Regions from separate parts of the Homo sapiens genome. Here regions 2, 3, 4, 5, 6 and 7 are each linked to region 1. Evidence: chromatin loops called from intact Hi-C (ENCODE). Cell type or tissue: PC-9. All regions are shown on one strand. Region 1 overlaps SLC1A2 (solute carrier family 1 member 2). Region 2 overlaps EHF (ETS homologous factor). Region 3 holds the start of CD44-AS1 (CD44 antisense RNA 1). Region 4 has its middle 15 kb from the start of LINC02707. Region 5 has its middle 23 kb from the start of CD44-AS1. Region 6 overlaps PDHX (pyruvate dehydrogenase complex component X). Region 7 overlaps SLC1A2 (solute carrier family 1 member 2).

Evidence for each region. Hi-C counts contacts between places; a loop is a spot of excess contacts. Peaks named below come from ENCODE experiments on the same cell type or tissue, not always from the same donor. Only the 100,000 strongest peaks of a DNase experiment are listed, where the experiment ranks them.
Region 2: a loop joins it to region 1, with 6 times the contacts of the local background. A loop is called at or near these places in 2 of 110 quality-filtered maps.
Region 3: a loop joins it to region 1, with 4 times the contacts of the local background. A loop is called at or near these places in 4 of 110 quality-filtered maps.
Region 4: it touches region 1 in a loop (8-fold over the local background); 77 of 110 quality-filtered maps call a loop at or near these places.
Region 5: a loop joins it to region 1, with 8 times the contacts of the local background. A loop is called at or near these places in 41 of 110 quality-filtered maps.
Region 6: a loop joins it to region 1, with 17 times the contacts of the local background. A loop is called at or near these places in 102 of 110 quality-filtered maps.
Region 7: it touches region 1 in a loop (7-fold over the local background); 12 of 110 quality-filtered maps call a loop at or near these places.

The regions. Positions count from the first base shown.
Region 1 is chr11:35,390,421-35,394,420 of GRCh38, reverse strand. All of the region lies in intron 1 of SLC1A2 (solute carrier family 1 member 2), which reads left to right. Among named protein-coding and RNA genes, the nearest start is that of SLC1A2-AS2, 27 kb to the left of the region's middle. In PC-9, CTCF peaks have their summits at 1,826 and 2,026 (motif pointing right); DNase peaks (open chromatin) are centred at 2,170 and 3,110; H3K4me3 peaks cover 1,275 bases; H3K27ac peaks cover 1,999 bases.
Region 2 is chr11:34,652,276-34,656,275 of GRCh38, reverse strand. The region is part of intron 6 of EHF (ETS homologous factor); the gene reads right to left. Among named protein-coding and RNA genes, the nearest start is that of EHF, 33 kb to the right of the region's middle. In PC-9, a CTCF peak has its summit at 2,069; DNase peaks (open chromatin) are centred at 725, 1,225, 2,155 and 3,955; H3K4me3 peaks cover 1,978 bases; H3K27ac peaks cover 4,000 bases.
Region 3 is chr11:35,213,424-35,217,423 of GRCh38, reverse strand. It overlaps CD44 (CD44 molecule (IN blood group)), which reads right to left. Exons shown (of 18, transcript NM_000610.4): 15 at 2,510-2,572. It overlaps CD44-AS1 (CD44 antisense RNA 1), which reads left to right and starts at 2,414. Exons shown (of 2, transcript NR_174965.1): 1 at 2,414-2,593. RefSeq lists enhancers at 1-477, 1,985-3,184. In PC-9, no CTCF peak of the experiment used is centred here; a DNase peak (open chromatin) is centred at 2,493; H3K27ac peaks cover 3,814 bases.
Region 4 is chr11:34,584,159-34,588,158 of GRCh38, reverse strand. No RefSeq gene overlaps it. Among named protein-coding and RNA genes, the nearest start is that of LINC02707, 15 kb to the right of the region's middle. In PC-9, CTCF peaks have their summits at 1,547 and 1,746 (motif pointing left); a DNase peak (open chromatin) is centred at 1,758; H3K27ac peaks cover 870 bases.
Region 5 is chr11:35,236,128-35,240,127 of GRCh38, reverse strand. No RefSeq gene overlaps it. Among named protein-coding and RNA genes, the nearest start is that of CD44-AS1, 23 kb to the right of the region's middle. RefSeq lists enhancers at 1,947-2,016, 2,027-2,096. In PC-9, CTCF peaks have their summits at 1,597 and 1,801 (motif pointing right); no DNase peak of the experiment used is centred here; H3K27ac peaks cover 305 bases.
Region 6 is chr11:34,923,945-34,927,944 of GRCh38, reverse strand. The region is part of intron 1 of PDHX (pyruvate dehydrogenase complex component X); the gene reads right to left. Among named protein-coding and RNA genes, the nearest start is that of PDHX, 9.3 kb to the right of the region's middle. In PC-9, CTCF peaks have their summits at 1,461 and 1,663 (motif pointing left); a DNase peak (open chromatin) is centred at 1,654.
Region 7 is chr11:35,293,640-35,297,639 of GRCh38, reverse strand. The region is part of intron 6 of SLC1A2 (solute carrier family 1 member 2); the gene reads left to right. Among named protein-coding and RNA genes, the nearest start is that of SLC1A2-AS1, 14 kb to the right of the region's middle. RefSeq lists an enhancer at 1,733-2,234. In PC-9, no CTCF peak of the experiment used is centred here; a DNase peak (open chromatin) is centred at 1,669; H3K27ac peaks cover 1,649 bases.

The DNA.
Region 1 (4,000 bases):
CTTTCACTCCAGCAGGCTCAGGCTGCCAAATTGGTGTGTCCCCCCATCTGTGGACACCAACATCACAGCCACCCAGAGCAATGGGGCAGATCCCGGTGGTGACTGAGCAGCAGGTTGAGGCTTTGGAGACCCGTTTTGATGTGTCTTTGATCCCTCCACACGTGGCTGAAGGCACGTGGGAGACAGAGTGTGGACCTCAGGCCTTTGCTGCAACATCATGAGAAAACCAGGACTCCCCTGCTGCCTGTAGCTGGTGGGTGGGTAGGAGGAGTTTACTTAAAAAAAAAGTTAGACCCTAGGGTTGGGGCTGGGGTTTGTTCAAGGGCTGGGGCAAAAGGAGGTGATAGAAAGGAGGGAGCTTGAAAATTGCCAAGGGAGGAAGGAAGGGCTCAGTTGAACAGATCAGTCTTTTTCCTTTAGGAGGGGACTGGAGAATGCTCCATCATGGTTACAGAAGAGCTTCAAGGGCCGTGGGACCTTCTTTAGCCATTCTCACCAGCAGAAAGCCACAGGGAAGAAGAGGAAAAGGGTGAAAGAAGCCCAGAGTGATAAAAGGGAGTCTCTATTCTCTCCCATTCTTTAAAACCAGAGCATTTTGAGCAAACCACCATTAAGACACTTGCTTTATTGATTTTTATAAATTTTTATTTGGCTATTTTGGGGATGGGGGGAGACAAAAATCACTGAAGGAAATGTTCAAAGCTGGGAGGAAAAGTGGTTGGTGACTTTTTTCCCACATTTGTAAAACATCCTTTCACATTTTGTCTGAATGCCTATTGCCCGTTGCCAAATCCTAATTCAATTAAAGGTTTAGCAATGAACACCAGTTTAGAATTGTTTTGCCATCTCTGCTCAGGACAATAGGCAGTGGAAAGAAGTGAAGAGGGGGGTGTCAGATGCCACACACTGGGGGATATGGGTGCTATGGGTCACCTGCAGCCATCTAGCTTTAAAATGACCGGGGAAGAGCCTCCTGCATTCACTGTGGGGAGAAGTCAGGAGCTGGGCTGGCCTGTGTCTTCAAAGTGGCAGCTTTAGAAATCAGGAGAGTCTCCTGGGACCAGCTCAAGCTGCAATAAAATGCGGTGCCATTCATGCATTAAACAGATCCTTACAGAGAGGCTGCTGCTCTGCTAGGCGTTAAGGACAGCCCTCTGGAAGACAGATACAGCCACATCTGGCAGCTGCATGGAGGCCAGCAGCCCGAGACCCTGGGTGATGATGCATCTTGGGCTTCTGCCACCTGCTAGCACCACACTCTGACCCAAACCTTCACATGGGACACCTGGCACCAAGAAGGAGGATAGAGATGTTTGAATCTAGGACCAGATACTTACTGGATTAATGACTTGGCCTCTCAGAGCTTCAGGTTCCTCATAGACTCCCACCATAAAGTAGGTATGATAGCACCTATCTTGGACGGTTGTAACGATAGTCATCTGTCATTTGACCAGTGCTGGAACATATAGGTATATAGGTGCTTGGAAAAAGGTGGCTATTTTGAAATATTCTATGATTTAAGCCCTGGTGTGCTTAATACCCCCCTGAAACACCTAAAGTTGAGACTTCAAGATGTATAAAACCTTCCAAATAGATTCATGCCACATTTATCCACCCTCCCTCTCCAAGCATACACATGCACTGCTGAATCTTCCAGAAGGGGAGGTCCTAAGGGTGCCAAGCCTGAACAGATACTGGGAGGAGGACTCGGGGCATTCCCTCCAGACAGTTTTCCCAAGACCCTCCACTGCCATTGGGAAAAAGAGTGTGGGAACCCCGGGAGTCTTAATTTAGGCAGCCAAAGGGTGGGCCTTGGGAGCTCCAGCTCTCTCAGATTTCTGGTCTGGCAAGATGGAGTATGAATAAGAAACTCAGTAAGCATTTAACTGCTGATTGACTCTGGGAATTCCCAATAGTATTCGCAATAGAGAAGGCAGGTCCCCTTCCCCCAAATGTCAGAAGCCGGCTTCCTCCGCCTACTCCTGGTGACTTCCACCGCCCTGGACACATGGGGGCGCTGCAGCCCTACTTTTGCTGGATGCCCTCCCCGTCCGAGTCCTGAAAGACCCTGATTTTCCTCTGTATCTGGGTGAGTTCACATTCTCTGTGTCTTCCTATGTAGAAATCAGCGAAAGCTCAGCAATGTACTTAGAAAATAAAACCAAAAATGTGCACCTTAAACCAGGAAACAAAAACTTACGCAAGCAATGCATTTTTTTAATTGTACAAACACTTAAAAGTATGTGTAAGCAAAAAGAATTCCAAATACCCTGTGAGAATAATATTCAAAACACACACACACACGTGCACAAACACATGGAATGGGACGATAAGGGTGATTTTTATTTATTTATCAAGATAAGGTATCATTCTGCAAACTATTTTGTTATTAGCTTTTTCACTTAAAAATAGCCCTGCTTGCAAGCAGGCTCTGTGGTGCAATGGATAGCGCATTGGACTTCTAGCCTAAATCAAGAGATTCAAAAATAGCCCTGCTAAATATTTGCAATCTTTCCTACGCTCCTTTTTCCCCCAAAGTGACTTTGGATATCCAGAGTTACCAAATCTAGTATTTGAAGTCCTTAGGTTTGAGGGTTGAAAGTGAAAGGCAAGCTGTTTTAATGAAAATTCCTAACTGAAGAGAGCGGAGACTTAAGATGCTTAAATTTTGGTCACACCTGAGCGGTATTTGTTTGCATGGCAGTTAGAAGGCAGGTAATTTGTCCTAAAACTAAAACAGCAGTTAACAACCTTTAAATTCCCTGAGGAGATCCCTTCTTCCCCAACCAAACCTGTTCCCATTTCCTTCTAGACTGGTTGACGGTCAGGTGGGCTGATTGGTTCTCCCTGCTACAGTGGTAGAATTCAGCGCTGTACCTAGGTAAGAAGGGTTTTGGAGGGTGTATGGGAAGGTACACACAGGGTAGAGATGATAGCACAGGCTTTGTGGTCAGACTGGCAATGGTTCAAATCCCAGCTCTGTGACTTCTTGCCCAGGTGGGTGGCCTCAGGCAAATTACTTAATCGCCCAGAGCCTCATTGGTAAAACAGGGTCATAAAACTCTCACAGAATTGTGACTGGCAGATTATAAGCACCCAATGCTCTTTTAGGGGTTCACAAAGTTTTTCTGCAAAGAGCCAGATAGTGCATATTGTAGGCTTTGTGAGCCATACAGTCTGTATCATAATGAGTCAACTCTGCCATTGCATCACAAAAGCAGCCACGGACAGTATGTAAATAAGCGAGCAAGGCTGTGTTCCAATAAAAGTTTATTTACAAAAATAGATGGCAAGCTGGATTTGACCTGTGGACCATGGTTGACTGACCCTGCTCGTGATCATCCCCATCCAACAGAAATATAGCAGAGGCCACAGATAGAATACTAGATTTTCTTGTAGCCACACTATAAAAGGAAAGAGAAACAGGTGAAATTAGTTTTAAGAATAGATTTTATGCCCGGGCGTGGTGGCTCACACCTGTAAGCTCAGCACCATCGGAGGCCGAGGCGGGCAGATCACTTGAGGTCAGGAGTTCCAGACCAGCCTGGCCAACATGGAGAAACCCTTTCTCTACTAAAAATACAAAAATTAGCTGGGTGTGGGGGCTGATGCCTGTACTCCCAGCTACTTTGGAGACTGAGGCAGGAGAATCGCTTGAACCAGGGAGGCGGAAGTTGCAGTGAGCCAAGATTGTGCCATTGCACTCCAGCCTGGGTGATAAGAGTGAAACTCCATCTCAAGAAAAAAAAAAAAAAAAAGAATAGATTTTACTTACCTCAATATATCCAAGTTATGATTGCTTCAACATGTAACTAATATGAAAAATTCCTTAATGAGATGGTACATTTTATTTTTTGGTAATATTTTCAAACTCTGCTGGTATTTTAAACTTATGACACATCTCATTTTGCACTGGTCACATTTCGAGTGGTCAGTAAAACGTAACCTCAATATTGCTTCTCAAACTGCAGGCCAAAACCAATTTAGTGGGTCAAGAAAG
Region 2 (4,000 bases), 740 kb after region 1:
GGCCCAAGCTCAATACAGAGGGCCACAGTGGACTATGGAAACACAGATTAGTTTAACAAATGACTCATTATGGCAACCTCTGCGACTATTACCAAAGAGGAGATGATGGAGGCGGACCTGGGAAATAAAAATTCTTCTCAGAAAGAAAACTAAATGATCTAGCCGTGTGTGTGTGAGTGTGAGTGTGTGTGTGTATATGTGTGTGTGTGTGTGTGTGTGTGTATTGGGAGGACCAAAGTAGATCTTACAAAGACTCTCACACTCAAAAATCAGCCAATTTTAATACAAAGTAGTCCCTAAATACAAGCCAATTATTTTAAGAAATTGGGCCAGTAAAACTGATCTCTTTCATGTGCCCTTCCTAAACTAGGGTCCACTGACCCAGTGTGGCCTTCAAGGGCCCCTGGACTGACTGAAACCATATATGAAGGGAGAGGGTTCACAGCATCCATTCAATTATCAGGAGAAGCCTATTATTCAAAAAAGCTATGAACTGCCAGCCATTAGCTCCTAATTAAATTGGTTAAGAAAAAAAAGCTACTGTTTATTGAGCACTTACTATGTACCAGGCACTGTACTAAGCACTTTAAATGAATCACTTTATTTAATTCACACAATAACTCTATGACACAGGTACTAATATGATCCACAGTTTTCAGCTGTGGAGGATCTGAGAAACAGAGGGGTCAAATGACTTGACTAGAGTCACACAGCTGGAATGTGGAGCCAGGATATGAACACAAACAGTTTGAATCCAGAAGCTTTACTCATAACCATGATTCTATGTCATTTCCAGAAATGGTGGCCGGCACATAATCTCCCTTTGCACATAACAGATTTCACACAAGCCTTTCTTGCCAAGAATCAGGTTCACTTCTGTAATGCTCTTGTTAGTAGAAAAGATAATTTCAATCTGACAATTCTATATTTCCCAACGTTCATGGGCCCTTTCAACCATCTTATCACCCAGCTAATCAAGACTCAGTGTTCCCAGCAATTTCTCGAAACGTCATGGCAGGATGGAGAGAGGGATTTAATAAGACCTCAGTAAACAAGAAACCTCTCATCCTGGTTAAGAATTTCTCTCCTGGCATTGTCACTAGCAGGGCCTGCACCTGACTTGGGTTTCTCTGAAATCCGAGAGGACAAATTCACAGGAAATGCAAGGAGACTTCACTCTCCCTCCCTGTAGGTTGCAGGGTGAGGTTGCAACATCCCATCAGGATGTGACAATATTGCGACAGGTCTGGCATCCACCCCGGTTTCCAAGTGATACATCACTCTGACAGGGCCACGTTGTACTGCAGACAAAGAGTGGCATTTACCCAGCAGGCCACAAGCAAAGCTCATTTTCAAATGACATCCAGGAGGGATGCAGGGCCATTATTTCAGAGCCAGGAGTTGAATTCAGAAAAATACAAGAGTCTCTCAGTATATTGGCCTCAATTATTGTTTGTGGGTTCCTAGTTGATCTAGAATCAGTTACTTCAGAGTTCAGGTGCCTTTGTGAATAAGACGAAAACCTTGGACCCTCTCCTCAGAAAAAAATGCACATATATGTACACATGAAATTTTGTCAACAATTTCAGGGGGCTGTGGCCCATGCAGCAGTCCATGGACTCTAAAACCTCTACACTAGATAAACCATGAGGAAATATTCTTTGAGTTGTCAGCCGTTTACCCAAGCTAGGCTCCACCCAGCTAGGAACGTTCTTTTTTTAATCCCCAAATAAAAATCTTTCCATCATCATAAAGGGGAATAAGCAGTCAAAGGCAAAAGAAGAACCTAATTTCTTCCAGACCTCTCTGCCTGTTGCAGTGTGCAGGGGTAAGCCGTGGAATCACTGGCCTGCTTTACCACTGATATCTTTTGATCTTTAACCTCTCTTTAATATGTGTCCTTCTTCTGCCCTAGGATAAAAGTCAAGACCTTTGAAGTTAGCCATGTGGTTAAGTGATTCATTCTTATAAAATAATGGCTTGCCCTGGAGAAGTTGTCCAGCCTGGCTTTCTCTTGCTTGGCTCCCAGGCACTCCAGGCCAAGGTCCTATCCAGTCCAGGCAGGGGCAGCAACAAGCCACAGGTTTGTGATGCAAGTGAGAGAGCGTGACTTCAGCTAAGCTGCTTCGCAAGAAGCAAAGATTAGAAGCATTTGCATATGATTCAGCTGTGAGCCATTTCTTTACGGGATATACAAATTTCAGTGTTCTAATAGACCGTGCCACCCTAGCTTTAGGCTCAACAAGTCAGTGGATAAACACATCAAGCCCGAGCTGGCATGACAGGCTGGAGGACTGTCGAGCAGAACAGGACACCGGCAGCGGGCATTTTATGAAATGGGCAGATGACAGAGAAATCAAAACAAAGCCTATTTCCCCACCTGCGTTTATCACAGAGGGCATCAGTTTACGCTGGGCCTCGCCTTAGCTCAGCTGGTAACTAGCATTAAAACATAGAAAGATATTTCACTGCATTCAATTACATGGGAGCTCGAAAAATAAAGACTCAGGCAAATGACCAAGGTTTTTCCGGGGTTCTGCTTCCATGCAGTAGAGACTATAAACTATTCTGAAAGAAACTGACCCATATAAGGCTGTAATTAACTATCCTACTGAAGGGCTATTACCCCAATGAATACACCAACCCCAGAGACTGCATTGATTCTTTAGGGCCTGGGTGATTGATCTCATTTTCCAGCCTGGGTTACAATCACAGGATAGAAATGGGGAGCTGCAGCAAACAAGGATCAGAAGGGTAAGGAGAGAAGATTCCTGAGCCCATCTTAAGAAGGACTATTGAAAAATACAATCGGTGGACTCAGGAGAGAGCGAGTTCCTTGCTACTGCAAATGCAAAAGCAGAAACTGGCCTCTAAGGCCCCTATTGATTTTGAGATTCTAGAAGGTGTAAGTCAAGATGTAGAAAAGAGGATGGCCCAGCTGTCAGGGCAGCAGAGCTGTAACTATGATGTTTTTGTTTCCCGGGTGCCTCAAGACCTACTAGCCCCTGAGGCTCAGGAAGTGGTTGGTTCAGCTTTATTCTTAGTTGGAATTTTTTGCCGTAAGTCAAAGACCCAAGTGGAAGGATGGAAGGATGGAAGGATGGAAGGATGGAAGGATGGAAGGATGGAAGGATGTGGGAGATGACACTGTAGGAAGTCGCAGAGGAACTCAGAGTGTGACTTGGGAGGTTTCCTCAGCCCTGAACCCCATGGTCTTGACTGAGTGGCAATGATTGCCACAGAAATTTTACCCCGGTTGGCTCAGTTCCCCCAGAATAGCAAATACACAGCCAAGCCTTGCCAGTGTTTGATCTATTCCCTAATTTTAACAAATACCTCAAGTGACACATAATGCTAAGGACCACTGGGGGAAGGAGAAGTCGAGAGCTATGCTGGCCTCAGCTCTTAATCTCAATTCCAGAAGCATTTACATTGGCTCCCAGCCCCATCTCATTTAAGGGGCTTGACCCAAACAAAACCTCAAACCAAAACCTTTCATTATTTCAGTTCTCAAAAGCAAAAACAAAAACAGAAAAAAAGAGGAAGGAAGGGTTGCAGACTAATTTCTTTCACAAAGACCCAATTAAATCCCATTTCTGAAGTTGCTCCAAATTTAATTCCAGGAGAGAGGCACTATCACTTGTGACTGATGTCTAAGTGCCATTTCATAGACCCAAAGAGATCCACAAGTTCATACTCAGATCACGGGAAACCATAAGATCCTCTTTCAACCATTTCCCACACTGTACACGCCAATGCACCTATTTGTAGGTGGGGGTGGTAATCTGAAATCCCCTCTCCCAGACTCCCAACATCCCAAACTTCTCACCCAGTGTAACCTTGGTTAAGGAGCATGGATAGCCCCAGTTGCATCCAAGCTTAACCAAATGCAGCTAAAGTGAACGTAACTCATAAAATGCAGGTGCTCTGACTGATTAGAGAGCACTGATGAGTCATCGGAATTAGACTTAAAAACTGACAAAATAGTGTAACTGTGGGG
Region 3 (4,000 bases), 180 kb after region 1:
GAAGATCTTTGGCCGTGAAAACTCCCCAGGAGGTACAGTCACTCTCACTGTTCTTTTTTTTTTTTTTCTTTTCTGACTCATAGAAGCCTTTGATATTTAAAAAGAGGCCATTAACGGATCATAATCACTTTATTTTGATTTAAAAAAAAAAAAAAAGAAGAAGTGCTCCCAGCAAGAAAAGATCTGGGTGTGCGTGCAGCAAGATGAAACCTCCTGTTTGAACAATAGACACCTGCTCAGAAGCCAAACAAAAGAGACTGGCTCCTGTCTGCTTGATTCTCACTTCAAGCAAAAGCCACAGAAGATGGATGTGAGATAGCAGGTCTTGCCTTGTGCCCTAGATGTCTACAAATCCAGCCAGGGTAGGACTGGCCACAGTAGCAAGTTCCACAAAGAGGAGCACTTGATATTCCTGTTGGGAGATGACATGTAATCTGAGACATATGCACAGAGATTGTTCAATTGGCTTCAATGGTGAGAAAAGCAGTCTAGCACAGTCTAAGCTTCCAAATTTTAATGTGCATATAAACCACCTGGGTGGGAGAGTGTAGTTAAAATGCAGATCCTGATTCAGTAGGTCTGGGTTGGCCAAGGATTCTGCATTTCCAACAAGTTCCTAGGTGATGTCCACTCTGATGGTTAAAGAATCATACTTAGAGAGTGGCTGGGGTCTCTTGGTTTTAGAGATCATGCCCCTTAATAATAACTCCCTACTTTTTCAGAGTACTTTCACACTTCTGGTACCCTGTCTTCCTCACAATAACTCTAGGAAGCAACTGAGGCAGATGATTTGATCTCCTTTTTACTAACAAGGAAACTGAGTCTGGGAAAGGTTAAGTGCCCTGCCTAAAGTCCCCAGTGAACCTGTGACTTCTGTCTCTATTTCAGAAGCATTTCTAATGAATCCCTACCTCCTAGTGCTCCTCCATAGAGAGTTATTGTGGAAGCCACCATGTAAATATCCATCTTCATATTTGTTTTCAATGTGTAAACATTTAAATCTGATGGTGAGCCTCACTCAAACTTGGGCATAAAAAGGGGAGACAATAATTGATATGGCTTAAATCATTTACATGGGGTCACCTGGATTTATGATGTTCAGGGAGACCACAGTAAGGCAGCACTGGCAGAACCTCCCAGTAGCCCAGCAGTAGAAGTAATTAGTAAACCTACCTCATGTCAGACTTTTGCAGTCTGGGGTAAGGTTTGTAGGGGTGTGATCTGAATCACAACAAACAGGAGTCTATTTAAGAATTCATGCCTGGGAGTAATTATGGTCATTATGGAATGCCTTCTCCAGACTGTGCTATGAGAAGTAATACAAGGCCCTCCAGGCTTGAAAGGTGGCTCCATCACTCTCTGGTCCTGTCAACTCTGCCAAGTTACTTACCTTCTCTGAGCCTTAGTTTCCTCATCTGTAACATGGGGATAATAATAGTACTTACCTATGTCACAGAGTTTATAGGATGACTGAATGAGTTCATACTAGATAAACTCTATGAATTTGCTGATATTAACCTGTTTTTTTGTTTTTTGTTTTTTGGTTTTTTTTGAGACAGAGTCTTGCTCTGTCACCCAGGCTGGAGTGCAGTGGTGCAATCTTGGCTCACTGCAAACTCTGCCTGCCAGGTCCGAGCAATTCTCCTGCCTCAGCCTCCTGAGTAGCTGGGATTACAGGTGCGCAGGACCACGCCCGGCTAATTTTTGTATTTTTAGTAGAGACAGGGTTGGCCAGGCTGGTCTCGAACTCCTGACCTCGTGATCCACCTGCCTCGGCCTCCTAAAGTGCTGGGATTACAGGTGTGAGCCACCGTGCCTGGCCGATATTGACCTGTTCTTGACCTACAATAATGGCAGTTCCATTTGGCCCAACCTAATACATGTAAAGTGTTTAGAAAGATGCTGCTGGCACACAGTAAATTCCCAACAAATACCAGTGATGATATCATGTGCCAGGATTATGCTAAATGCTTTACATGTATTCTATCATTTAGTCTTTGAAACAATGTCCTGTGACAATTGTTATTATTCCAAGTTTATTAGTTGAGAAATGTTGTCTCAGACCCTTTAAAGCATCTTGCTCAGTTAATATGCGGAGGGCTGGAATCGAACTCAGGCCATTTTTGCTACAAAGCTCAAGCTCTTAATCACTCTGGTGTAGTGCAAGGTTAAATTGGGACACTGCTTGAATTCTTCCTGAGGCTTTCAGATGCAAGGCTTTCCTCCAGAGCAGTAGCTCTCAAAGTGCAATCCCTGTCCCAGCAGTGTCAGTATTACCAGGGAACTGATTAGAAATGCAAATGCTTGGGCTCCACCCCAGACCTACTGAATCAGGAACCTTAAGGGTGGGGTCCAGCATTGTGGTTTAATAAGCCCTCCCTGCAATTGTGATGTATGCTAAGAAGGTTTGAGAACCACTTCTCTGGAGACACTGACTCATACTTCGTTGGTAGTCATCATTAGGCTCAATGATTATAACAGTAAATGACTAAAGCAGTTTTGAACTCACCATCTGATTCAGATCCATGAGTGGTATGGGACCCCCCACTGGGGTGGAATGTGTCTTGGTCTCCTGTAATGAGCAATCAGGAAGGTCAGTACTGCATGTTTTCACTTACACTCCCATCTGCATTTCTTTACCTTTGCATTCTTATACAGCCTATCACAAAGTTTAGTCTTTTTAAGGTATTCCAAAAAATGATGGCAAAACAGCCTTGAATGGGTCCACAATGTTAATTACCGTTCATTGCTTAATCCACTGATAAATGAGCTAGAACTTTAATAAGAATTAAGGAAACTGGGGCAGCAAAGGCTAAGAAGGATGACCACAGGAAGTTTTGTAGAAACTTTGTTTTGGTAGAAATCCAAGAACTGTGGTAAGGAACATGCTAACAAAAATATTGTGATATCTTTGCAGGTATGAGGTTGAGACTAGACATTGTACATTTTAAATAAGGACAATATGAATTGGATTATGAGAAACATAATCACTGCAAATGGGCATACTCTGGCTTAGGGCATGAAACAGAGATTTCTTGGCGGCAGGAAATTAGTATGCAATAAGGAATCTTGGGATTGAATGATGTAAAGATTCAAAGAGAAAGGTCAACTACTTATTTTCAAAAAAAATTGAAAATAAGTAAAAAAGGAAATGGTGAGATGATAGCTAACATTAATAATGTGTATTGGAATATGGGTATTATAGTAAGTTTAAAATAATTTTTTAAAGTTAAATCTGTAGTTTCAACATGACTAGTTAATATAATCCTAGCTTCTCAAACATCTATCACCAGAAAGCTTTAGATTAAGACAACCTCATGAATTGCTAGAATCTAAATCCATAGGTCAAATCTTGAATGCAGCATATTAAAACTCTCTCCCCCACCCACATTTTTCAAAAGCATACTGGAATCTTTTTTTTTTTTTAATCACAGGACAATGCTTACATAAAATGGCTACAGTTATCCATTATGAAGGCACCTTATAAGGAATCTATAGTAACCTGATCGTCACCATTTCCTTGATTAGAGAAGGTGGAAGCGGGTGACACTTAGTCACCTGTGTAACTATATTGAAGAGACAGATTGCTTTGTTCCTTGGCTGATGGTTAAAACAAATGAAAACAACATTTGCTGAAATGCCACACCAATACTCCCACTACCAAAATCACCATGACCGTCACCATCCCATCACCATCATTATCACCATCACCATCACCATCACCACCACCACCACTGCCACTATGATTCTAAATGCTTCAGTTCTTTTTTGGGGGACGGAGCCTCGTTCTGTCGCCCAGGCTGGAGTGCAGTGGCACGATCTCGGCTCACTGCAACCTCCAATTCCTGGGTTCAAGTGATTTTCATGCCTTAGTCTCCTGAGTAGGTGAGACTACAGGCACCTGCCACCATGCCTGGCTAATATTTTGTATTTTTAGTAGAGACGAGGTTTCGCCATGTTGGCCAGGCTGGTCTCAGACTCCTGACCTCAAGTGATCCGC
Region 4 (4,000 bases), 810 kb after region 1:
GCAATGACCGTCATTTGTCTACATCTTCACAAGATATTTCCATTTCCATTTCATGCACTTTTGAGGTAAAACAGGATCATTGATTTATGAAGACTGTTTTTATCTGACATCCATTTCTTCAGGACGACTTTCTGCACTGCAGACATTTGCCCCCTGTGATGATGGGGTCCTTGCTACAACATGCTGTCACAAGGTCTAAATGAGATCGTGCATATAAAACATGTCGCTCAGAGCATGACACAGAGGAGACTCTCAACACACTAGCTTCCATTAGGACTGTCGCTCCCTCGGTCCCAGCACTGCCTGTTCCTCTTTACCTTTGCAGGTAGTGGGGAAAATATACAAGGAGACCTAGATTCTGAGTGTTTCTTGGACACGGGTGCTGGCAGCTTTGTGCAGGAGTATCTCTCAACATCCCTGGAGTCAACATTCTGAATGTCCTGTGTGATGCTGATATCACCAACTCTGTAGACCCTGAGCCTGCTCACTATCACTGAGCCTTCACGTCAAAACAGGAAAATGATGAGAGGTGACTGGTGCTCCGGTAAGAAACTCCGATAAGTTTCTGCATCAGATCCTGTACATGAGAAAAACTGTCATGAAGAGGCAGCACAGCATAGAAGCTAGAAGATCAAATCTGGAATTACGCAAATCAGGGTGTGAATATTGGCTCTGCTCCTTCCAGCTCTGTGACCTGGGGCAAGTTACCTAACCTCTCTGAGTCTCTGTTGCAGCTGTAAAGCAGAAATAGTAATAACTATTTCACAGCTTTATTAGCAAAAGTGCATGATATAGTGATGTTAAGTGCTTAACACAGAGCCTGGTCCACAGGAAACACTAAACAAATGTTTGTTGTTATTATATCGTTGTTAAAAGCAAAAAAAAAAATAAAATAAAATAAAAACCTGCTATGAGACTTGTTTTGCAGATTAATAAGCAATTACTTTAAATGACTTTTCTCCCCAACTAGCTAAGTCTGCTGTTTGATAGGTTTGAACGAATCAGTCAGCTGTTGAAGTCTCACTGAGCGCATGCAGCATGCCCTGGTGTGTATAGATGCAGGGGCTTGGCAGGCCCGGAGGCCAACAGGCTTAACAAGGTGCGCTAGCTGAACACAGCAAGATGAGATGATTGAAAAGTCTACTTGAAATGTTTAAATACAAAGTAACTTGGCAAGGAGATAGAATCAGGACAGCTGACCTGCTCTAGGCCTCAATTTCCCCATCTGCACAAGAAAAGGGCTGGACTTTATGTCGCTTTCTTGCGTCTCTGACCTTTATGAGCGAAAGAGTCTGATTCTGCCAGGACCATTTTAGCTGCCCTATGAGTGCATCTGGCAATTCCTAGTTCTGCATGGTCTGGTAAAACTTGGCATCTGATGCCCCTCTATAAGTCAGAGTTTTGCAGGGCTCATGCAGGCCCACCAGCTAGGGCACATCTCCCCCACCCCCAAGCCTCCTGAGGACACGCCAATTCCAACATCTCCCACCTCCCACCATACGCAATCACAGGAGACATCATTCCAACTGGAGTTCCCAGTCCACGAAGAAAAGAGAGATCTTCTCTAAACAGGGTCCTGTCTGTTTCCAGCATAAACCACCTGAGATGTTCAGAAGGAGAGTTCTTTCTTTCCTCCACAGCTTCGGAAAATCATTCTTTTGCACGTTCAGAGGGGGAAAAGTTGGCAACAAAACTTGACTTTTTACCAGAATGAAAACTTTCTTTGGGGTTAAGGAAACATTGCCATCTGGTGGCATAATATAGAAATAACTGGACAGAGTGATGAGTTTCTAACCCACAAAAGATGAAGTCACACAATTCCAATCAGAAAGAACTAGAAGGGTCCTTAAAGCTTAGATCCAATGCTTTTACTTTACTGAGTAACGGAACTATTGTATAGAGATGGCTTGTGAATTTCAAGACTAGAACTCAGATCTTCTCAACTTTATGTAATTCAGCTGTCTCTCATCTCCACAACTCACTCCACACCCCAACATATACACACCTCATACTTAGGACTGAAATGCTTTAATAATTCAGGCTGGCAGGACCACGATCGTTTTCATCCTGCATGTGCCCTCGTGCTTTTTATCAACATCATGGGAGGCAGAAGAGGGAGATCAGAGGCACTTTCAACTAGCAACCAGCTACAGGGTTTACAAAGATAAGGAGGAGGCCTATCAGAAGCCAGAGGAAGAAAGAATGGATTGATTAGGGAACTGAAACTTCTGTTTCATGTTTCCAGCTCAGGAGGCAGTGGGGCTTGCATTAACTCTCTAAACCAGCAAGAGCTATTTGAGCTAACAGTAGGGGATGCCTTCTGTTTGGGGATTTTGGATCCTGAAGATAGTAAGTTCAGTGACTTGAGTATAAAAACCCTCATTATTTATGCAAAGTGTGAAAATCTATTATTGTGTAAATTGAGCCACGTAATTATAGGCATAGTCATTTCCACCTCTTATATTTGCATATTGCTTTGCAGTTCACTACATGCTTCAACATATTTAAAATTATTTAATCTTTATAAACACCCTATGGTGGGAATTATTACTCATTAGTAATGAGGAAATAGAGGTTTGGAAAAGTTAAGCAACTTTCCTGAAGTCACAGCACTATCAATGGCAGCACTAGGACTTGAAAGAAGGGAGGAAACTTAATATTTAATCTACTCTGGGGCAGGTGAGATACAAAGTGCTTCCAAGGAAGCTATCAGTGGCTTCTCCCCTTGGGGAGTAGCAAAAGATCAATCACTCATTCTTTGTTCTTCCAACTTGACCACTGTAGAGACACCCAGTCTTCCTGCAGCTACCCTATCCAATTGTTATTTGCTTGACTGTAGGACGTACCAAAAAGCCATATGACATTCATGTTAATTTAAATTTGACTTGGAGAAATTTTTCCAAATATTACAATATCCTCTGAGGCACAACAGGACTCAGCCAGCAGTCCACCAGCCTGGGTCCTTGAGGCTGTTCGAAGGGCTTTTCACCCAGTCACCACCTGAACTATTTCCAAATAGCCCTTTTGTAATGCTCTGACAAAGAGGATTCTCTGTGTCTCCTTTCCTGGGTCCTCACCTCTGAGCATCAGGGCCTAAAGCCCAGTCCTCAGACCACTACTCTTTTGGATCTAATCTTTCTATAAGGGGGGTCACCTGGTCTCATGCCTTTAAATGCCATGTGGACACAGATGATTCATATACTGATACCCAGAACCCCAGCCTCTCCCTCTGCACTCCCAACTCATATGTGCAGCTGTCTACTCAACATCTGCATGGCAATATCTAAGGCCCATATCCAAACTCCTGGTTTTCTCCAACCCCTAAGTCATCCTTTCACAACCTCTCCCATCATAGTAAGTGGAAATTCCATTCTTCCAGTTTCTCAGGTCAAAAACTTTGGCATCATCCGTGAGTCCCTCTTTTCCTCTCATGAGCCAATCCATCTGTAAATCCTGTCAGCTCTGCCTTCACAGAATTTTCTACTTCTCATCCTCCATCGCTACCTGGCCACCTTCACCTGGACAACTGCAATAGCCTCTGACCTGGTCTCCTTGTACAGCAACTAGAGTGTTTCAAGACGTAAGTCAGAACATAACACTCTCTTGCTCAAAACCTTCCAAGGGCTTGACATCTTGCCCCGGTTGCTCCATGATCTAGCCCATTCCCCTCTCTAACTTGATCTCCTACCATTCTTCCCCTGTTCCCCCCTCTTTACCATATTGCTGCTTTCTGTCTCACCCACTCAACATGTAAGAAACTAAAGAACAGGGGTTTCATTCCATTCCATGCTGTAACCCAGGGCCTAAACAAAGTCTGGAGCATGGATGAGGCTCAATACATCTTTCCTGAAACACAAACGCCTTTTCCTTCAGCCTGGGTTGTTCCTTGATATCATCGATCCAGAGCCTGATGTAACTGCCTCCTACTGCATTTTCACCGTGGACCTTCTTACACTGTGCCCCGTGGTGAGGGAGTCCTGTGAGCCCCAGGGTCTTCACA
Region 5 (4,000 bases), 150 kb after region 1:
TCGGTCCCCTCAGCTTTCCTAGCCTTCCACGTTGGATGCCAACTGCTTTTGTCCTCCTTCAAGTGATAGTTGCTCCACTGGGAGAAGGGATAACTTGAGTCCACAAGGGTGAGAGCTTGTCTCTGGGAGCTTGGCGGTGGGGAGGCGGGGGTGGAGAGGGGAGTGGTGGGCAGCATCAAAAAGATACTACCACACTGGGTTTCCCCTGGGTTACCTAAAATCAAGCACATCTCACCACCTCCAGGATTAATTTCTTTCAGAAACTCTCTGTTCTAACCTGTATGACATAAACCATTTTCTCCTACTCATTTTGACACTCTTACTAGCAGAATTAAATACCCTGGACTTATTATGCTAAAAGAGCATTCTCCCACCTTGCCTCTGAGATAGTTTATCAGACACCTCATTGTTATTTGACAATAAAGAATATCTTGTCCAAGTCGTACTTCCCTAAACCCTGGAGGCAGAGGGGAAGTCTCAGTTCATTCAGTCACAATGATAAGACTTAAAATGTAATCCCTTTGTGTGGTTCATCAACGAGATTAGATGATATTTTTTGGAACAGAAAACATTTCTAGCATAAAATTTCTGGGAATAAAGAATTTTCTAGAAAATGGATGTCTTATTGTCTACCTTTCTACAGAAATGAAGTAGACAATTACTTTTGTATTTTTAATGTTGAATTCTTTTTAAGGAACAATAAAAGGCAGAAAATAAGCCAGTCTCTTGTTTGAGTAGTCCTAGATTCTTTTAGGAAATTTCTTTAGCCAAGAGCTTCTTTGTAAATGAAAACTGAGAACCAAAGTTTGGCATATTATTAAACTTTTCCTCAAACATCAAATGAACAAGTAATCTGTGCCACACTTAGAATCAACTAATAGACATAAAGTGATTTACAGTCCCCAATAATTTTGACACTTGTTTAATAGCTCACTAATTTTGATGCCAGCCTTCTTTAAGAACTGAAATGAAAACTATTCCTGTTAAAAGAGTCAGTATGTTCAGGCAGAAGCAGTGTGGCATAGGAGTTAAGAGAGCATGTTCTAGGTCTGGGCTGTTTACATTGGCAGACTGCTCTGCCAGTTACTAGCAGAGTGACTATGCTTCCTCTGCCTTAGTTTCCCCATCTGTAGATGCAACATAATATGGTACTTCATCTCACAAGGTTGTGCAGAGTATCATTTCCGTTTTCTTATTTTAGCATGTCTGTACCAGGCACTGTTTTAAGATCTTTCAGGTATTATCTTGTTTAGTTCTGATAACTCTGTAAGCTATGTTCTACGATTACCTGTTAAACCACAGAGAGGTTAAATAACTTAATTTAGTTAACACATGCAACATGCTTAAGACAGTGCCCAAGTAGATAGCAAATGCTCAATTTCAGCCATTATAGATCAATATTCTATCTATCCCTCTGTCATAGCAGGTTCTTGGCTACAATTATCTGTGTCCTTCAGACAAGGATCTGTAGCGCAGCAATGGCGCAATGCCTGGCATATAGTAGATATTCAGTAAATGACGTTTAAATTGCAACTAATGAATGTTTCCTTCTTTTCATGATCTATAAATCCTTTTCAAAACACAAAATGTAGTTTAAAAAGAAAACGTGGACCATCAGTTATTCCCCAACCGTTTGTCCCAACTCAGGCAACCCAGTTCCATTCCCATTCCCACTCCCCACTAAGCCTTGAGTGCAAGGATGCCCACCTTCACCCTCTTCTTTCTGGTTTTACCTTGAGGATTCGAGAACGGAAGTCAGGCGGAAGGACTCAGTTTCTACGAAGACAAAGGGCATGTTGTAAAGCATCCACTAGGGGGCGCATTATCAACAGGGCAGAGAAGGCCAACAAGATGGTTGAAAACGAAGTTTCTGCAAAGGACGTGAACCTTGATGGGAAAATTTTCATTACTCTCATCCTTGGCTTGACAGATGAACACATTGCACTTTTCTCAGTCAGCTTTTACACAAAGGTCTAAATTTTGTCCAAGGGGGAAGTGATCTAAAACAGGGAGTCGGAGGTCCCTTGCCTATTGAGAGAGGTCCCAGCTTGCCACTGCCCTGAGGGAGAGTACAGCGCAGCCAATGACTCTGCTGCCCAGACCAGACTTTGTAGTTCTGAGTTGCTGTGCCTCCAAGCCCAGTGAAAGGGATTGAGAGAGTGGAAGAGAAGTAAAGTGTGGCCAAGACAACTTGCCCTGGAAGTGCAGCCAGCAAAACCCATTGAGGTTTGGAAGAGAGATGCTGTCCTTATTGAGACGCTTTTGAGTTTACTTTATACTTATTATGATTTAAATATCTGCTATATGCATAGACAGTCCTTATTAAATAGCTACTAACTTTCTTTCAGAACAATTGTTTGAAATCTTACTCTTCTTTGCATCCCTCTGACAGTTTACCCCTCTGACAGCTTTTCTTCACATTTCTCTCTTCATTTCTTAATGAGATTTAAAGAATCCTAGAAGAGGCGAAAATAAAAAGTAAATCTCTCACTGAACTCTAGTAACCCAAGCTGAAATTTGAAGCCCTTAGCCTTTATTATTGAAAACCTGTCTCTCCACTTCTGCATGGGTGAGTTCCCAAGGTCAAGGATCTTCAGAATCTCCAGAGCTAGGCCCTTGAAATTTCAATCTCATTTCTTCTCTCTCCCTATCTAGGGGTCACCTTGAAGGTTGGCTCTGGCAGAGCCTTTGTGTTATAGATGTTGGCAATAATAAACCTGCATATTCCACCCTTCCCCAGAAAACAGGAGTGGGAATCTCTTCTTCTTTTTGATACTATTTGGAAATCTTAGGGTGGGAGAGGGTAGGCTTTTCAGACCCCAGTGCTTAAAAGGGTTTGGGAGAGGTTCAGAAATTTTTGGAACACCTCTGACTTCTCCCAAATCATGGTTCATATTCTTTCTAGACCCCTACTGTGTATTCACACAAAAGTGATTAAGATAGCAGAAATGAGGGAAGGAAACCTATATGCGTCTACTATATTCCATCATTTTACAGATATTATCTCATTTAACCCCCCAGCATTCTTTCCGGTAGAGATTATTATTCCTGCTTTACCGATGAGGAAACCGAGGCACAGAACTGTTCAATAATTCGTGTAAGGTTATACATAAGTAAATGGCAGAGGTTGAATTTGAACTGAGAGTCTTGTTTTAAATATCACCTTTTAAAAGCTAAACCTTAGCCTCCTCTTCTGAGGTTTATTATTCCTCTTTCGGGAGAGAGGAAGGAGGAAGTGGTTTAGACAAGACTTCTGGAAAACAGTAGTCACCACGTAATGAGATCAGCAGTCTGGAAGCCTAATGGGGCAGGATTGAGGAGCCGGGTTATGGGCGGCCCTGACAGGCAAACTACTGGTGTTCAAGACCAGGTGTCAACACAGGCAAGAAATGGGGCTTGAGGCCAGGATGCCCAGCCAGACTTTCTTCTCCACTGAGCCTTTGCCCCGGGCATCACAGCAAAAATCACATTTACACATGACTGATTCTTCCCTTTCCAATAAGCACAGCATCTATGAAGTTGTTTATGGTTTCCTAAATTAATTCCATTGCCAATGTGGTCTAAATGGTGAGTGTACTCATCCCCAAATCTTTTCAGTGGTTTCTGAAAGCCTCCTTTGGCTCCACCAGGCACAGGGAGCTCTGGAATACTGACCTGGTTTGCAACATTTGGAGATGATGTCTTAACTTCAGCAAATTCAGTTTACCAAACTTCTGACAATAGACAATTCAGGCATGTTAAGCCAGAGACTTTGGAGAGAGCTGAGCTCTATCCCTGGTTCTACCACTTTCTACTTACCTGGTTTGGGGGACCATAATGAATTTCTCCGTACCCTCACACCTCATCATATAGTAGAACAGACAGGTTCATGGGCGGATTAATGAAATTGCAAAGTAAGAACTACAATGACATATGGACAAGGTAAGAGTTATACCCACAGAGGGGAAAATGAGCTCATCCTGGATAGGGGTGGGGCAAGACAACTTCCTGGAGGTGACGA
Region 6 (4,000 bases), 470 kb after region 1:
CTTCATGAAATGAATTGAAATTGCTTATCTGAATTATGATAATACAAAAATTCTGTAGTAGATCATTATCTTTACTCTGAAATGAAGGTGACAAAAACCAAAGAAAGATATTTTGGACATCTCCATTATTCAATACTATCTCTTGATAGATTACACTCGCTTATTACGGAGAGTTAAATGTGCAATATATTTTGTAGTTATTCTAACTAATCTATCCTCAGGCTTTCATGCTAGAAAAATCATTTCATAAGCATTAATGTGTTAATAAAAGTACATATTTCATTCTAGCATACCCTCTTTTGATTAGAACACTATATGGTATCTTTTCCAGACGTATTTTTCTGATGGGAAAGTAATTACACAATCGTAAGATAAACTTGAAGTGACAGGCCTGCACATAATTAATATCTGCCCTTTATGGCTGCTGTCAACTCTACTAAGATAGTGTAGACTTTTCTAGACTCCTTGGAATGGAATTTTATCCTTTACCTAATATTAATTAATTTGCATTTGAACTTATATGCAGACTCCCTCCTTATTCCAGTAAGCTGTACATTCTACCATTCTCTTGTCAAATTAAGAAGGCCTTAAGATATGCACCAATTACGTTTCCTAGTATTAGTTTCCCACAACTACAGGTAAGTAGTTTGCTGCACTCATTACACAAGTTTTTCAATTAGTATTCACAAAGTTCTCAAAATTTAGTTAAAATTTAACGTTTTGTAGTCACTTCAGTGTTCTGCTCCTTCTTATAAAGCTAGCAAATTATATCTAATTGGCTTGTGAAGTCTACCCTTCCACAGCAGTTACAAAACATTTTTAAAAATTTTTAAATGACTATTGTAATGTATGTGGTCCAGTACTTTATATTTAAACTTGCTGATTTTAAAAGTAAAGTCTCATGACTCATAACTATTTTACTCTTTTTTTACATCAACAGAATGACACAATACATTAAAATTTTTTGCTTAGCTTATTGCTGTTTTCCCTGCCATTTCTGCTACATGAGCAATTTACCAATCACTGAATTTTACAGTAATCCCTCTAAGCAATTCCTGTATTTCCTCAAATGGGCTCTTCCAATTTTTCTACAGCATAATTCTGACTTCAATTTCAAATATGGTACACTAATCTAATTCTAGTTTCTTCTTCCCTAAAGTATTTCTTTTATCCTAAGAACAAAATGCTCATACTTCAGCAAACTCAATTATATCAAAGCTTTAAATTGATGATTGATTCATGAATGCTAAAAGGTCTCTAGATTAAAAAAAAAATTTAATACAAGCAAACTCTTAAAATACAAATGCAGAACAAACTGCTTTATGGTTAATATGAAGCAGATTTAAGCTCCATTACTCTGACTAAAGTAATTAAGGGAATTCAGCAGTTTACATATGGTACAGCTTAAACATCATGCTCTAGTTCATTTATAGGCTCTAGTTCATTTATAATCCAAGCATGCAAAAATCATGAAATGAAGATAGACCAAATGAAAAAGTAAATTATCCAGTACTTTCTTAGTGTGGCTCCCTGTCTCTAACATTAATTTGCTTCTTCTCTAATAGGGAGAGAGACTGTTCATTTAATCACTTCTCATTCCAATGTCAGAACACACTAAATAAAACGGAGCCTTCAAAATTGCTGTTCAAATGAAACAATTCTGCCATCTGCAGGCTGGATGAAATAAGGCAGAATAAAGTAAAAGTAATTTAAAAATCAGCACTAGGCACAGAGTAATATTAACACTTGGAATAAAGGCAGTTATAGTATTTTTTGTTTTAAAGGATCGTTTGTCATATAAGTCTTCTTTGTTCAAATAGTTATTTTGGTGTGGTACTGGAGTAAAAATAGACTGAAAATGTCAATGGACCACAACAGAAAATGAATGCACAACAGTTTGTGTGAAAACAGCATTTACAGGTCTTGGCATGCTAACAAACATAAAAAAGATAACCCATAAGCAATATATAGGTTGAGTATGCCTTATCAGAAATGTTTGGGACTATAAGAGTTCTTAATTTCAGATTTTTTCAGATTTTGGAATATTTGCATTCATTATTCTTACTGGTTGAGCATCCCTAATCTCAAAGTCCAAAATCCCAAATGCTACAATGAACATTCCTTTGAGCATCACCTCTGAGCATCATGTCAGTGCTCAAAAAGCTTTGGATGTCAGATTTTCAGATTAGAGATGCTCAAACCTGTATATGGCATCATCCAATTACTACCTGCCCAGCTTGTACACATACAAAGATTGAAATGAAATACTCCAAAATGACAATAGTAGTCATTCTAGCTAGTGATATTACTATAAGGGCTTTTTATTTCTTTTATTTCTGATAACCTACATTTTCATACATGTCTACAATAAATTTATCCAATCTTACTTCCTCTTTCAAACTTAACTAACACTAAGTTTAAAAATGTGCTGTTTGCTTTTGTTAATTTTAAGCAGAAACCCACAAGGACACAGAGAAAAGGAATAACAGCATACAATTTTGGAAGCAGAAAAGTAAATAGATACGTAATAATCAATTAAAGAGACCCTAGAAAGCTGTATCCTAAGCCAGGGAGGATTTGGGTGGCTGCTGTTTGAAAAGTAGCTAGATACCTGGATCCCCTCTCTTAATCCAGTGGTAGGTAACAACCCTACCCTCATTCAACAGAAGACTGAAGCTTGTTTTCTCTGCAGAGGGCAAAAAGAAGAGCTTGAAGTTCAATCTACATAGCTGAGGATATATAAAAACTGCAAAAATAAGTTAAGTGAGAAAGTATCTGATGTGGCTGACATTACAGAAAACTGTGTGGAGAAGCTATTACATACCGTGAGATAAATTAGAAATTATCACAGAAAAAACTAACTAAAAATTTAAAGGGCAGCAATAACTGCAGCAAAAAGAAAGCTAACAAACAAAATATGGGACAATCCTCAATTGTGCATAATATTTGTTTAATGTAAACACTGAATATTTGACCAAGAATTACAAAATAATTTCACTGGGGAGGGAAAACAGAGGGCGGCACTGACCGGCAGTCATCCACAGAAAACGGCTAAAATAGAAACAGAGAGATGGGCAAATGCCAGAAGAAAGTTAAGAGACAAAACTAGTTACTTCTAAGGAAGACTGGGAAAGTTGGGTGAGATGGGGCAGAGATCCACTGTACTGTTACAAGCCTTTCAGTACTATTTAAACTATATGCATGTACTATTGTGCTAAATGAAATATTTTATTATTTAAATATTTAATTTAAAAAAACTCAAGGAGAAGCAGAATACCACAGTGATTTAGAGAATAGGTACTGGAATCAAACTGCCTAGGCTCTAATTTCAGATCCACCACCTACAAGTTATTTATTCTATCTATGTCTGTTTCCTCTTCTCTAAAATGGTGCCATAAATAGATTTTTGTAAAGAAATAAGGTAGGCCGGGAGCAGTGGCTCATGCCTGTAATCCCAGCACTTTGGGAGGCTGAGGCGGGTGGATCACATTAGGTCAGAAGTTCAAGACCAGCCTGGACAACATGGTGAAAGCCCGTCTTTACTAAAAATACAAAAATTAGGCTTGGTGGCACATGCCTATAGTCCCAGCTACTTGGGAGGCCTGAAACCGGGAGGCAGAGGTTGCAGTGAGCCGAGACCGCCCCACTGCACTCCAGTCTGGGCGACAGAGTAAGGCTCCATCTAAAAAAATAGAAAGAAAGAAAGAAGGTAACACATGGGACTTGGCAAAGAATAAGTCTCAAAAATGTTAGTTATTTATTTTTGATGGGCAGCATAGAAACAATTAAGAGGGTATATTCTGGAGGCATCCAGATAGCTGGCTAGATGTATCACAATATCCTATTACATTGTAAGATGTCACAATATTGTAGAATATCACAGTTCCTTCTTGGAGTAATGAGAGATGCATTCACAGGTTCCTTTCACCTTCCCAGCCTAAACTTGAAGGTTCCCTTTTTACTCTCTCCTTTACCTTATTCAGCAGTGTTCTCATGACTA
Region 7 (4,000 bases), 97 kb after region 1:
GAAAAACTTAAACAGAAAGTAAAATGTTTCATAATCTCACCCCTATAAAAACATAAAGTGAGAAGTAAAATCTCTGCCTACTCTTCCAATTCCTTTTTCCAATAAACCACCATCCATCCACACTGTTAAATAAAAAACTATTCAATGACACGTGTTAAAACACAGTAAGGCAGATTTTATTCAGGATCATTGCAATGAGCACAGGGACCACAGCAACGGGATTTTGGAGTGGGGGAGAGAGATTGGGCTCACTTGCAAGTACAACATGGGTAAGTGGGAATTTATAGCCATGGAGCAAGGTGGGGGCAGTGGATGCTCGGGGGTAAGGAGTATTTTGGCTAAACCAACCCCACAGGATTCTAGCTGAAGGCCACAGGGTGACCAAACATCGTCCAGGAGAGGATGAAGAACCTGATCAGATTTGAGGGTGATCAGATTTTGAGGATGGAGGTTCTTGCTAACCTGACTTAGATGAGTTTTTTGCTAAACCGGATTTTATAAGGAAGGTTTAGCAAAGAGCCCAGAAGAGGCCAGAAGAAGGTTCAGACGCCTAACTGAAGTTTGGTCAAACAAAGAATCTTTGTCAATCCATCCATTTTTTTTTTCATTCAATAAATATTCTATTCTGTGCAGGCAATGATTTTAGGTACTGGTGAGATAATGGTGAATAAGACAGAGAAAGGTTCTGGCCCTTGTGGAGCTTACATTCTAGGAAAGGGAGAGAGGGAAAGCCAAAAGGGAGCAAATGGTAGCAAATTGTCTTTGTAGCACTTATTATTAATTCGAATAGTAATAAGTGCCGTGCAATAGCGAGAGATAGTGATGGGGGTAGAAGTGATGGCCCACGTGGTGCTGTCTGGAAAGGTGACCTTTAATGAAGACCTGCAGAGTGAGCCAAGCAACCTGGTGAAGAACTGAGGGGAGAATATTCCAAGAGGAAGAAGTGGCAGGGAAAGCCTTTTGAGGGTCAGAACAAAGGTCTAGAGAGGCTGCAGTGTGGTTGGTGAAAGGGGGCAAAAGGAAGTCAAGTTGGAGAGGTGGGCAGGAGGCAGATCCTCCAGGGTCCTGCAGGCCACCTTGATGGGTTGGAATTTCATTTCCTTGCAAAAGGAAGTCTCTGGAGGAATAATAAACCTGGAGGCTATACTAACTGCTTTTCACTCTGTCTTGATGAAAAGTTCTAATCCACAAATGGTAACTTTTAACAAAAATCACTCTTTGGGTAGCTGGAACTCCTATCCCTAAATGGATTGGGAAAGATGAAGATTTGTGATACTTTCTGAGCACAGACAGCACCTTTCAGCAACTCTTGGAATGTGTGTTTAGGTCTATTGACAAGCTATTGGAAACGTGTGGGACAGAACCAGAGGTGCTCCACAGCAGGGCTGAGAAAGTCCCTCAGCTTACCTCCACTCCAAGTGTCTGTCTCATCATCTGTCCCAGGCCTGAAAGTCCCAAATGAATTATTCCAGTGAGTTAAGACCTCAAAGATCCTGAAGTAGTTGGAGCTAAGGTAAATGGTTTCCAGAAGGTCACCAAGTAATATCTGCGTTTCATCAGTTGCAGTTAAGATTTTTGTTTCTTGAAATACTGGTTTTCAAACAGATCAGAATTACCTGGGGAGCTTGTTTAAAATATAAATGCCCCAAGGCCAGCTCCAGGACATTCTGACTCCATAGGTATGTGGTAAGCCCAGGGAATCCAGGTAAGCTCAGGTAAGCCCAGGGTAAGCCAGGGAATTGTTAACAGGAAGCTGGTGGTTTCTGGCACCTGGACACCGACTGAATTCTAGGTAGCTTGCCTGCTGTAGATGAGTGTGTTTGTGGAGCCCTGTGAGGGGCATCTTAGGCTGGCAAGGGCTGAAAGACAAAGTAGGTGGAGGCTAGAATGGATACAGTAGTAAGAAAAAGACTCCACAGGCCAGTCCTGGATGAATCTGTGGCCCTGAAAACAGAGAACAGGAACAGCCTAAGAACAGCATGGGAGCCATTCCCTCTCCCCAGGCTCTCCAGCCATGTCCTTCTCATGTGGAAAATGGACCAACAATCACTGGGCATTATTTGGCTTCAGAACTCTCCGTGGAGCCCTCAGCCTCTTTATGCACTTTGATTTGTGGTTTTGATTGCTGGCTTCATCTCAGAAGCTTTGAGTGGTGGCCTTGGGTGCTGGGCATTTGCCCATCCTTTTCCATGGAATGTTATTTTCAATTAGGTAATTCATTGATATGGAAACCCAGGAACCCAGAAGTCCCAGTTTCGGAGTGAAGGCCTAAGTTGTTTGTTTTAAAAATGGGTGCAGTTGGTCGGCCACACCTATAATCCTAGTGCTCTGGGAGGCTGATGTGGGAGGTTTGCTTGAGGCTAGGAATTTGAGACCAGCTGAGCAAAATAGTGAGACCTCCTACAAAAATAAAAATAAACAAAAATTAGCTGAGAATGGTGGCAAACACCTGTAGTCTTAGCTACTCAGGAGGCTGAGGTGAAAGGATTGCTTGAGCCCAGGAGGTCAAGGTTACAGCAAGCAATGATGGTGCCACTGAGCTCCAGCCTGGCTAACAGAGCAAGACTCTGTCTCAAAATATAAAAATAAAATAAAAAATAAATAAAATAAAAATAGGCACAAGAAAGTAATGGCCCTGAAAGACTTCATAGAACAAACGTTCTTACCTTCTTCTACTTAATGCTCATCCTATTCCCAGAGATCAAGGTGTTTGGATTAGCAAGGGCTTCTTCTTGCCATATTTATAAACCCTAACACTTCACTTTCTGGCCTTTGATTAACACTCTCCATTTACAATGGGAGCTCATGCTTTTCTCAGCTGGCTAAGTGCCCCAGAGGTAAACTGTTACCTCTCTCTAGTCCATCTGTCTGTGGCCCAAATGCATTCTCCAGGAGACTCTATAGCTAGTCTTTTTTTGGCAAAGAGCCTTGAAAGCATTTTCTCTCCATTCTACAAATTGCTCGTCCCAGGAGAGAAGGAAAATTGAATGGCACCCCAAACAGCTTATATTTGTATTTTTCTGGACATCTTTAAAGGGTGCTTGGTGCTTGGGAAAGAATTGATCTCTTGTTTTATGAAGATAAATGCTTTTTGGCTTTATAGGAAGGTTCATTCTGCTTATTTACAGTCTCAATGAATGAAGTGCTGGTCCCTGAGACTACCTTGATAATTTATAAGATGTGACTATGGACACACCAGCAGAATATAAAATGGCGGGAGAGCTAAGGGTTTAATGACATGAGCACAGGTTTGTCTCAGACTCCCTAATGTCTAGGGAAGCAGTCCTCAGACTTGACCAGCCTGCACCCCACGGAAAGGAAAAGTAGGACCTTCAGGCTAGATTCTCATATGGGAAGAGAGCAGCTATGCTAATGTTAGTTTAACTAATTTGTGTCAGTTACAGATCAGTTCCTTCAGGATTAGGTTCCTCTTGAGAGAATATGTTGCTATAAAATCATCTTGCAATTGGGTATCCCATGAGATGTTCTAGAAAGCATCACTAACTCAGGCTTACTAAGCATGAGTGATGAGAGGACATGGGGTACATGTGTGAAAACAGAACCTACAAGGAATGCCTTTGTCGGGACTCAGAGAATTAATGGTACTGACAGAGATGCGAGAGGGGTTTTTAGCAGCACACATATATGCATGCTCAAAAATTTAATCCCCACAGCATCTCCATGAGGTTGGAGTTAGCCGCTCTGAGCCTTGACATACATATCTGTAAAATGGGAATAAGCCACTAACCATGGTCACATATTAATAACTAATAAGTGGTGAGACGAGCTCCATGTCTTATGTAGTATTCATATATATGTGTCTCATCTACTCTTCACATTTTTTCTTTAATCCAGGAAAGTGTTTGCTCCAGGCACAATTGCAAGTCTGTATAGATCTTACAATTACAGCATCCTTTCCTGACTCCCTGACCCCTGCTGGAAGCCTTATCTAGGGACTTCATTCTCCCCATAGTCTTTCTCTCAAGTATGTTCATAATTT